Linked DNA regions of Homo sapiens: region 1 is linked to region 2. Evidence: read pairs that join two places in POLR2A ChIA-PET (ENCODE). Cell type or tissue: GM12878. All regions are shown on one strand.

Region 1 (5,000 bases), 130 kb after region 2:
GGCCTGTCCCCTGACACAGTGGGTGGTTTGTTGGGGAGACATGAGGAGAAAAGTAGTGTGAGGAGCCAGAAGGCAGAGCAAATTGCACATTGGCAGCCCTGGCTCATCAGAGGCCAGGCCTAGGATGTGAGGCTAGCGGCCTAAATGCCAGGTGTCAGGAACGCGAAGTGTTAGGTTAGTGCAAAAGTAATCGCGGTTTTTTCCATTACTTTCAATAGCAAAAACCGCAATTACTTTTGTACCAACCTAATAAATATATGAAAATTGGGGTCGGGGCATGTTTATCAGAAATGCTTAGTGTTACTGACAGCCTAGTCTGAAGTTTAGAGCCTCTCATCACAGAATACCAAGGCTCTCTCTCTCTCTCTTTTTTTTTTTGAGGTAGAGTCTCACTCTGTCACCCACGCTGGAGTGCAGTGGCACAATCTCAGCTCACTGCAACCTCTGCCTCCTGGGTTCAAGTGAATCTCCTGCCTCAGCCTCCTGAGTAGCTGAGATTACAGGTGCCTGCCACCATGCTCGGCTAATTTTTGTATTTTTAGTAGAGACAGGGTTTCACCATTGTTGGCCAGGCTGGTCTCGAACTCCTGACCTCAAGTGATCTGCCTGCCTTACCCTCCCAAAGTGCTGGGATTACAAGTGTGAGCCACCGTGCCCGGCCTCAGAATACTAAGGCTCTCTTATTTCTTCTCTCTACTTTCTGTCAGATCCATAGCCTGCTACTAGAACATTCCTTTTAAACAATAGATTGATGGTATTACTCCTCTGCTCAAAAATCTCCCTCTTGAAAAAAGGTAATGTCAATGGTCCTCTTATTGATTGATTTTTAAACAACCTTATAAAGAGTCTCTAAATAGCTCAGATTTTAAAAAAACATTATTTTTAGTTGGCATGTAATAATTGTAGACATTATGGGATAGAATGATATCTCAATACATGTATACAATGTGTAACGATTAAATCAGGGTACTTAGCATATGTGTCACCTTTTATCATTTGTTTGTGTTGGCAACATTCAAAATTCTCTCTTCCAGGCCAGGCGAGAGGCAGGCGCGGTGTCTCACACCTGTCTGGGTGGCGGTGTCTCACGCTTGTAATCCCAGCACTTTGGGAGGCTGAGGCAGGTGGATCACTTGAGGTCAAGAGTTTGAGCAAGCCTGGCCAACATGGTGAAACCCTGTCTCTACTAAAAATACAAACAAAAAAACACACACAAATAATTAGCCAGGTGTGGTGGTGCATGCCTGTAATCCCAGGCTACTCAGAAGGCTGAGGCAGGAGAATCACTTGAACCCGGGAGGTGGAGGCTGCCATGAGGCAAGATTGTGCCACTGCACTCCAAGCTGGGTGACAGAGTGAGTGAGACTCTGTCTCAAAAAGCAAAAAAAAAAAAAAAAGAAATTCTCTCTTCTAGCTATTGAAAAATATACAATAGATTATTCTTATCTATAGTCACCCTACAGTGCTATATAATACTAGAATTCATTCCTCCTATCTAGCTATAATTTTGTATCCATTAACAAACGCTTCCCTATCCTCTCCTCCCCACTATCTTTCCCAGCCTCTAATAACCACAGTTCTACTCTCTACTTCAATGTGCTCAAGTTTTGTCGCTCCCACATATGAGAGAGAACATGTGGTATTTATTTCTTTGGGCCTGACTTTGATGCATATGACAGGATCCCATCATTTTTAATGGCTGAATAATCCATTGTCTCTCTCTCTCTCTCTCTCTCTGTGTGTGTGTGTGTGTGTGTGTGTGTGTGTGTGTATAAATTTCTTTATCCATTCCATGTCTATATCCAGTATTGACATACACTTCGGTAGATTCCATATCTTGGCTATTGTGAATAGTGCTGCAATAAAAATAGGGGTGCATGGCCAGGCACAGTGGCTCACGCCTGTAATCCCAGCACTTTGGGAGGCCGAGGCGTGTGGATCACCTGAGCTCAGGAGTTCGAGACCAGCATGGCTAACATGGTGAAACCCTGTTTCTACTAAAAATACAAAAAAATTTAGCTGGGCACGGTGGCACGTGCCTGTAATCCCAGCTACTCAGGAGGCTGAGGCAGGAGAATCAATTGAACCTGGGAGGCAGAGGTTTCAGGGAGCTGAGATCGCACCACTGCACTCTTGGGAAACAAGAGCGAAACTCCATCTCTCAAAAAACAAACAAATAAATAAATAAATAAATAAATAGTGGGGCAGATATCTCTTCAATATACTGATTTCCCTTCCTTAAGATAAATATCCAACAGTGGGATCGTTGAATCATATGGTAGTTCTATTTTAGGTCTTTGAGGACTGTCCATACTCTTTTCCATAATGGCTATGCTAATTTACATTCCCACCAACAAAGTATAATAGTTCCCTTTTCTCTGCATCCTCACCAGCATTTGTTATTTTTTGTCTTTTCGATAATAGCTGTTCTAACTGGGGTGACAGGATATCTCATTGTGGTTTTAATTTGCTTTTCCCTGATAATTAGTGATGGTGAGCATTTTTTCATGTACATGTTGGCCATTTGTGTGTCTTCTATTGAGAAAAATCTATTCAGATCCTTTGCCAGTCTGATTATTTGTGGGGCTTTTGTTTTTGTTTGTTTGCTTGTTTTTGCTATTGTTTGCATTTCTTATATACTCAGGATATTGTCAGATGAACAGTTTGCAAATATTTTCTCCAATTCTGCAGGGTTTTGCTGCACTCTGTTGACTTTTTTTTTTTTTTTTTTTTTGCTGTGCAGAAACATTTTAGTTTGAAATAGCCCAATTTGTCTATTTTTGCTTTGATTACATGTGCTTTTGAAGTCTTACCCATAAAATGATGGCCCAGACCACTGCTTTGTAGCATTTTCCCAATGTTTTCTTAAAGTAGTTTTATAGTTTCAGGTCCTACACTTAGTATTTAATCCATTTTAGTAGTTTTTTAAAATATATATATGGTGAGAGATATAGGTCTAGTTGCATTGTTCTGCATGTGGATATCCAGTTTTCCCAATACCATTTATTGATGAGGTGGTTCTTTCCTAATGTATGTTTTTGGTACTTTTTGTTGAAAATCAGTTGACTATAAATATGTGAATTTGTTTCTGGGTTCCTATATTCTCCCGTTGGTTTTTGTGTCTGTTTTAATATCAATACCATGCTGTTTGGGTTACAATAGCTTGTAGTATATTTTGAAGTAGGGTAGTGTGATGTCTCTAGCTTTTTCTTTTATTTCTCTCTCTCTTTTTTTTTTTTTTTTTTTGGCTATTTGAGGTCTTTGGTGGTTCCATATAAATTTTAGGATTTTTTTTTCTATTTTTTTGAAGAATGTCATTGGTATTTTGATACAGATTGCATTAAATGTGTAGATTGCTTTGAGTAGTATGGCCATTATAGCAATATTAACTCTTTCAATTCATGAATATGGGATGTCTTTTCATTTTTTCTGTTCTCTTCAGTTTCTTTCATTGTGTTTTGCAGTTTTCATTGTAGAGATGTTTCACCTTCTTTGTTAAATTTATTCCTAGGTATTTTATTTTGTTTTTGTAGCTATCATAAATGGGATTGCTTTCTTGATTTCTTTTTCAGCTAATTCATTATTGGTATATAACAATTCTACTGATTTTTCTATGTTGATTTTGTATCCTGCAACTTTACTGAATTTGCTTATCTATTCTCAGATATTTTGGTGGAGTTTTTAAGATTTTCTCTATATAAGGTTATGTTGTCTGCAAATGTAGATGCCCTCCATTTCTCTCTTGCCTAATTGCTCTAGCTAGGCTTCCAATACTGTGTGTAATATGAGTGGTGAAAGTGGGCATCCTTGTGTTGTTCCAGTTCTTGGAGGAAAAGCTTTCAGCTTTTCTCTGTTTGGTGTGATGTTAGCTGAGGGTTTGTCATACATGACCTTTATTGTATTATGTTCCTTGTATAGTTAATTTGCTGAGAGTTCTTATCATGAAGGGATGTTGAATTTTATCAAATGCTTTTGCTGTGACTATTGAGATGATTGTATGGTTTTTGTTCTTCATTTTGTTGATGTGATGTATCACATGTACTGATTTGATTTGTATATGTTGAACCATCTTTGCATCCCTGAAATAAATCCCCCATGATCTTTTTGATGTTCTGTTGGATTTGGTTTGCTAGTATTTTGTTGAGGGATATCGGCCTATAGTTGTTGTTGTTATTGTTGTGTTCTTGTCTGGTTTGTCTGTGTTTTCATTTTGTTTTGTTTTTAGAGATGGGGGTCTTACTTTCTCTTCCGGGCTGGAATGCAGTGGTGCAATCACAGCTCACAGTATCCTCAAACTCCTGGGCTCAAAAGATCCTCCAACCTCCACCTCTCTAGTAGCTGGGACTACAAGCATGCACCACAGTGCCATGCACAACTGATTGTTTTTTTTTTTTGAGACACAGTCTCACTCTGTCACCAGGCTGGAGTTCAGTGGTGTGATCTCGGCTCACTGCAATCTCTGCCTCCTGGGTTCAAGCAATTCTCCTGCCTCAGCCTCCCGAGTAGCTGGGATTACAGGTGCACGCCACCACGCCCAGCTAATTTTTGTATTTTTAGTAGAGACGGGGTTTCACCATATTGGCCACGATGGTTTCGATATCCTGACCTCGTGATCCACCCTCCTAGGTCTCCCAAAGTGCTGAGATTACAGGCATAAGCCACCACGACCAACCAATTTTTAAAATTTTTTTGTAGAGATAGGGTTTCACCATCTTATCCAGATTGGTCTCAAAGTCCTGGGCTCAAGCAATCCTCCTGCCTTAGCTTCCCAAAGTGCTGGATAGGCATAAGCCACCACACCCGGCATGATTTTTATTTTTTAATTTGTAATTTTTATGGGTATATAGTAGGTGTATATATTTATGAGGTACATGAGATATTTTGATACAGGCATACAATATGTAATAATCACATGAGGGTATGTGGTGTATTCATCACCTCAAGCATTTATCATTTCTTTGTATTACAAACATTCCAGTTATACTGTTAGTAATTTTTAA
Region 2 (5,000 bases):
TTAGGGATTGTTTTGAACACAAGACTGGAAGAGATTCTTTAATACTGCAATCTGAAACCAGAAATTTGCGTCTCATAAAAATCACGAGAATTCTCAAAGCCACCAGCCCACTGGAGGGTCTCTGAGAGGTACCTGGGAATACCATGAATCTGACAGGGCTCTTCTCAGAGGTTCAGAGTCAAGCAGAAGGCAGCTGGGGTGTGTTGAGAACAGTGTGAGATTTAAAATAGTGCCAGGCAACTTGCCCCTGCCATTAGCTGGATGACCTTGGGCAAGTCATTCACCTCATTGAGCTGCCTGTGTCCTCCTGTATAAAATGGGACTATTCTTGACAGACCCTAAGAGAGATTCTAGGAGGATTGAATGAATCTAAGCACATGAAAGGGCTTTATAAATTTGGGAGTGTTATACAGATGAGTGATTATACCATGCATAATAAACTATTTGTAATTATACAGTGTTAAGCTGGCTGTGTGTGCTGAGAAGGAGAGCTGAAGGGAGCAGGGCAATTGCTGTAATCAACATTCGGGTGTGTTATGTCCCCAAAATGTGATCAGGGAAACACTAACTTGTTGAGGTGAGCCATGAATGACAAAAAAGTGGGGGAGGGTGAGGAAGCGGATGGGAGAGGATTTCATGGTAAAATAAAGTCAGAAAAAGCAGCATCTTCCCCCCTGTGCATTAAAATGTCCATTAGCATGTTAAAGGCTCCAAGCTGTTTGTGTAACTTTTTGTTAAACTCAGTGTTTCCCGTGCTGTGGTGCCCCTTTTCCACATAACCCTTGGTAACATACTCCCTTCTTTCTCAAGGAACTAGTGTTCCTTGGCATACTTTGGAAAACAGCTTGCAAAGCAATAATCAGACAAGTACCTACGGGGCGTTCACTGTGTGCTACATTAGCCTGACTACTTTGCATCTTTTAACTACTGTTAAAGACCCCCCAGGAAGTCACTGTTCTTAAGTCCATTTTACAGTTTGGGAACCCAAGGCTTAACAAAAGGAACCAAAGGAAGACTATAGAGATGGGGTTAGGGTGAAAAGAACCATGAAGACATCTGGGCACTAGTAAGAAGCAAGAGGAAGACATAGTGCTACCTGGTGAAAGCTGCCGTCAGGGTGGAGCTGTGGCCTTGGCCAGAGCTGCCAGGCCAAAGCAGAGATGGGGCAGAGAAGAAATATGACAACTTCTCACTCTTTCCCACATGCGATCTGTTAGGTGTCTCCCATTGGCTGAACAAGCAGAAGCCAGCCAGCCCATGAGGGAGCCCAATGATACAACATTCAGGGGTCACAGAGCAAGGAAGAAAGAATGGGTAATAGATCCGGGAGTAGGATGAGAACAGAGGGACAGTGAATAACCAGAAAAAGAACCAACATTAATTAAAAATCTATCATGTGCTTCGCTTGTTTCCAGGGTGTTAGGAATTCAGACATGCTACAGACCTAGCTCCTGCCCTTCAAAGAACCCATATTCTGGAAAGGAGAGTCCAGCTTGAACAAGTAAATGCAGCCAAGTGTTACAGAGTAACTGTATCTTAGAAATTAAGCTGATATTCGTGATCCAAAATAGCAGATTTCTGGCAGCAAGACTATATTCTCTAGATCAAGGGTCAGCAGAGCCAGATAGTAAATATTTTAGATTTGTGCACCATAAGGTCTCTGAGGCAAATGCACCACTCTATAATCACACAACTGTGCCGTCGTAGTGTAAAAGCAGCCAAAGACAATATGTAAATGAATGTGCATGACTATGTTGTAATAAAACTTTATTTACAAAAACAGGTGTTGGGCTGAATTTGGCCCATAGTTTGCCAACCCTTTCAAACAGAAATAACCTTAAAGAAATATCTGAGAGATACCCAGAAACAGGGATCTGTAGCACTGGTAACTCATGGTATGAAACCACAGAACTATCACTGGAATTAATATAGTAGTCACGAGCAATTTGTTTATTGTCTTTTATGAGAAAAGAGAGGTAGGTTTGGATGTTAGAGATTGGGGAAAAGGGGATATTTGCTGTGGAAATGATTTTCAGCAGATGGTAGGTACTTTGGGAAAGGTGGCTAAACTAGAGCCATCCTCCTCCTGTCTTACATCAGCTTACTCAGTACTAACCCTGTACAAAAAGGAAGTAAAACAGAGCACATCTGTATCATCAGCTTTCAATGATGTTCTTCCATGGTGCACTGTGACAGCACATTAGAAGGTGCCGGAGTTTTTATATGACTGCTTTGCCGTGAGATTAAATAGTGGTTTCAGTTTCCAGTAGGTTTCATAAGTATCTCTTTCAGCTGTTAAATTACTTTTAGTAATGTGCACACTAGAAAAAGAAAGAAAGAAATATCCATTCTGAACAACTGGGTGTCATGACAGAAAACAGAGCAGATGGTTTTGTGGACATGGCACCAAGTGAACCTGTAGCTGGTTACAGCAGAAGGATATGTTTAACCCAGAGGAGAGGGCTCTCACCAGGTCTTAACAGTTGAAGCTTTTAAGAGATTATTATTTTACTTTGAATTGATTTTTGTTATTCACCAGAAACCAAAGGTGGCAAGCGAGAATCTCTACTAAAATAACTATACTTGCTAACTTTGGGTCTTTGTTGGGGCTTTGGGGTATCAGAACAATGAAATAACAGGCACTGTGAGGCTTTTCCTCCTGTTCTGTTCTCCTCTCCTAGCTATATTTCAGAACATCTTATCTCAAGATAGTTGGCCAAAAGGAACCTGTACACAGAACAACCTCATTTTTCCCAAGTGCCTCTTCGGACCCAGGACACAATGATTTTAAAATTTCTTTTCAGGCAGACGCTCTAAAGAGAGCTATGCTGTTCAATAAGGTAGCCACTAGCCACCTGTGACAACTAAGCCCTTGCAATGTGTCTTGTCCACTTCAAGAGATGCTATAAATGTAAAATACACACTATATTTTGAGAGCTTACTATGAAAAAATAATGTAAATATGTCACTAGTAATCTTTTTTTTTCTTTTACTTTTTTTTTTTTTTTTTGAGTCTTGCACTGTCGCCCAGGCTGGAGTGCAATGGTGCAATCTCGGCTCACCGCAACCTCTGCCTCCTGGGTTTAAGTGATTCTCCTGCCTCAGCCTCCCAAGTAGCTGGGACTACAGGCATGTGCCACCATGCCTGGCTAATTTTTTGTATTTTTAGTAGAGACGGGGTTTCGCTGTATTAGCCAGGATGGTCTCGATCTCCTGATCTCAAGATCCGCCCACCTCAGCCTCCCAAAGTGCTGGGATTACAGGCGTGAGCCACCGTGTGCGGCCAGTAATCACTTCTATTGATCACATGTTAAAATAATATTTTGGATATACTGGGTTAGATAAAATAGCTTACTAAAGTTAATTTCACCTGTTTTCTGTTTACATTTTCAATGTGTTAATTACAAGTTGGCTCACATTGTGTTTCTATTGAATAATGCTGCTCTAAAAGATTTTTGAAAAAAATAATCCATGTATTCCTTTGCCCAGTTTTAAGTGGACATCTACATTTTTAATCATGTTTTGAATAAATTTTGTGTTAATAAGTAAAAAATGTTAAACATGATAGGAAATGAAATAAGATGGTGATTAACTATAATTAGAAGACATATTACATATGATTTGATAAAAATCTGAAGTTTAAATCTGTGTTTAATAAAGCACAACAGTTCTAAAATAAATTATCTAAAATTTTTATGCATAGGTTTATGCAGTTTATGTCAAAAAATCTGGTAGCCTTGCCGTGCATTCCAGCTACACTTTAATGGATCAGCATCGTTAACCTTTATTAGTTTGGCTTTTCTGAATTTAGAGCATCATAACACAGGCCAAAGTACTCTATTTCTAATGCTAAGCTTCCTCTTGAACAGAACTATGTGCAAAAAGGGAAAGATCAAAAGGCTATGGCTTGAGGTTCCTTGATAGATCAATAAGGAAGCATCTCCAAAACCAATACTTTGATTTGACTCTTTAGTGCTCATAATAGGACTAGGGATGGAGGATGGGTGAAGAAGGAGATGGGCTGTTCTGATTGCTGGCTCATTCTTGGGCAGATGCATTAGGGAGTGGAGTAGTATCTAAGTTGAAGATCTGCCCCATCCCTATGTAGGTTCCCTTTAAAAAGTCTTCTCGTACCCTCAAAGGAGAGATTCACCATTTTGAAGACCACTGATTTAAGATGAGTCACTGACAGAGGCAAGAGGCCTTTTCCCTTCTTTCCTTGTTGAGCTGCCCCAGAAGCCCTGCGGTAAGGTGAAGGAAAACAATGCAACCTATAAAAGTGCTCTTGACACAGATGTTAGCTCCCAGAAGTCAGTGCAGTTGCAGAGGTGGCTCAGCACTTAGAGCATGGTGGACAAACTCCTCAAGTGGCGAGATTATTTTATTTTTTAAAGTCACTAAAATGAGATGACTGCCTAACCACATGACCCTTTGTCTAAAAAAGGCCTGCCAGGCAGTGGCTACAGTCATGTTGGGCAGATAACCTTCTCCAGATTCCTTCAGCCTTTTAGGAAGTGTCATTGGTTCAGAGCCTGTGGTGAACTAATGAAATGACTGCTCTTATCCTTTGGAAGAAGGCTCAGATGTTTACTGCAACACTGTCTGTAGGCAATTACATTTGTCAGCACTCTCAAAGGTCTAGGAGGGATACCAAAGAATTAGGACACCGATTCTGTGCCCTCCAGGATATATTCTAGTTGTGGATTGGAGAGACACCACTTTTCCTCCCCAGAGCAACCAAGCATGCATCTACACAGAAAATATAACCCTTCCCAGATGTTCCCCTCTTTGTCATTGTTGTGTAAAATAGACATAACATAAAATTTATTATTTTAACCATTTTTAAGTGCACAATTCAGTGGCATTAAGTACATTCACAATATTGTGTAACTGTCACCACTATCTATTTCTAGAACTTTTTCACCATTCCTAACAAAAACTTTGTATGCATTAAGCAATAGCTCTCCATTCCTTCCAACCCTCCTAGACCCCCTGCACCT

The links. Peaks named below come from ENCODE experiments on the same cell type or tissue, not always from the same donor. Only the 100,000 strongest peaks of a DNase experiment are listed, where the experiment ranks them.
Region 1: POLR2A ChIA-PET joins it to region 2 with 10 read pairs; 4 of 35 experiments call an interaction of 5 or more read pairs at or near these places.

Annotation. Positions count from the first base shown.
Region 1 is chr10:62,116,048-62,121,047 of GRCh38, forward strand. No RefSeq gene overlaps it. Among named protein-coding and RNA genes, the nearest start is that of LINC02621, 140 kb to the right of the region's middle. In GM12878, no CTCF peak of the experiment used is centred here; no DNase peak of the experiment used is centred here.
Region 2 is chr10:61,985,944-61,990,943 of GRCh38, forward strand. All of the region lies in intron 3 of ARID5B (AT-rich interaction domain 5B), which reads left to right. Among named protein-coding and RNA genes, the nearest start is that of ARID5B, 87 kb to the left of the region's middle. RefSeq lists enhancers at 318-980, 980-1,119, 2,220-2,469. In GM12878, no CTCF peak of the experiment used is centred here; a DNase peak (open chromatin) is centred at 2,268; H3K4me3 peaks cover 565 bases; H3K27ac peaks cover 4,564 bases.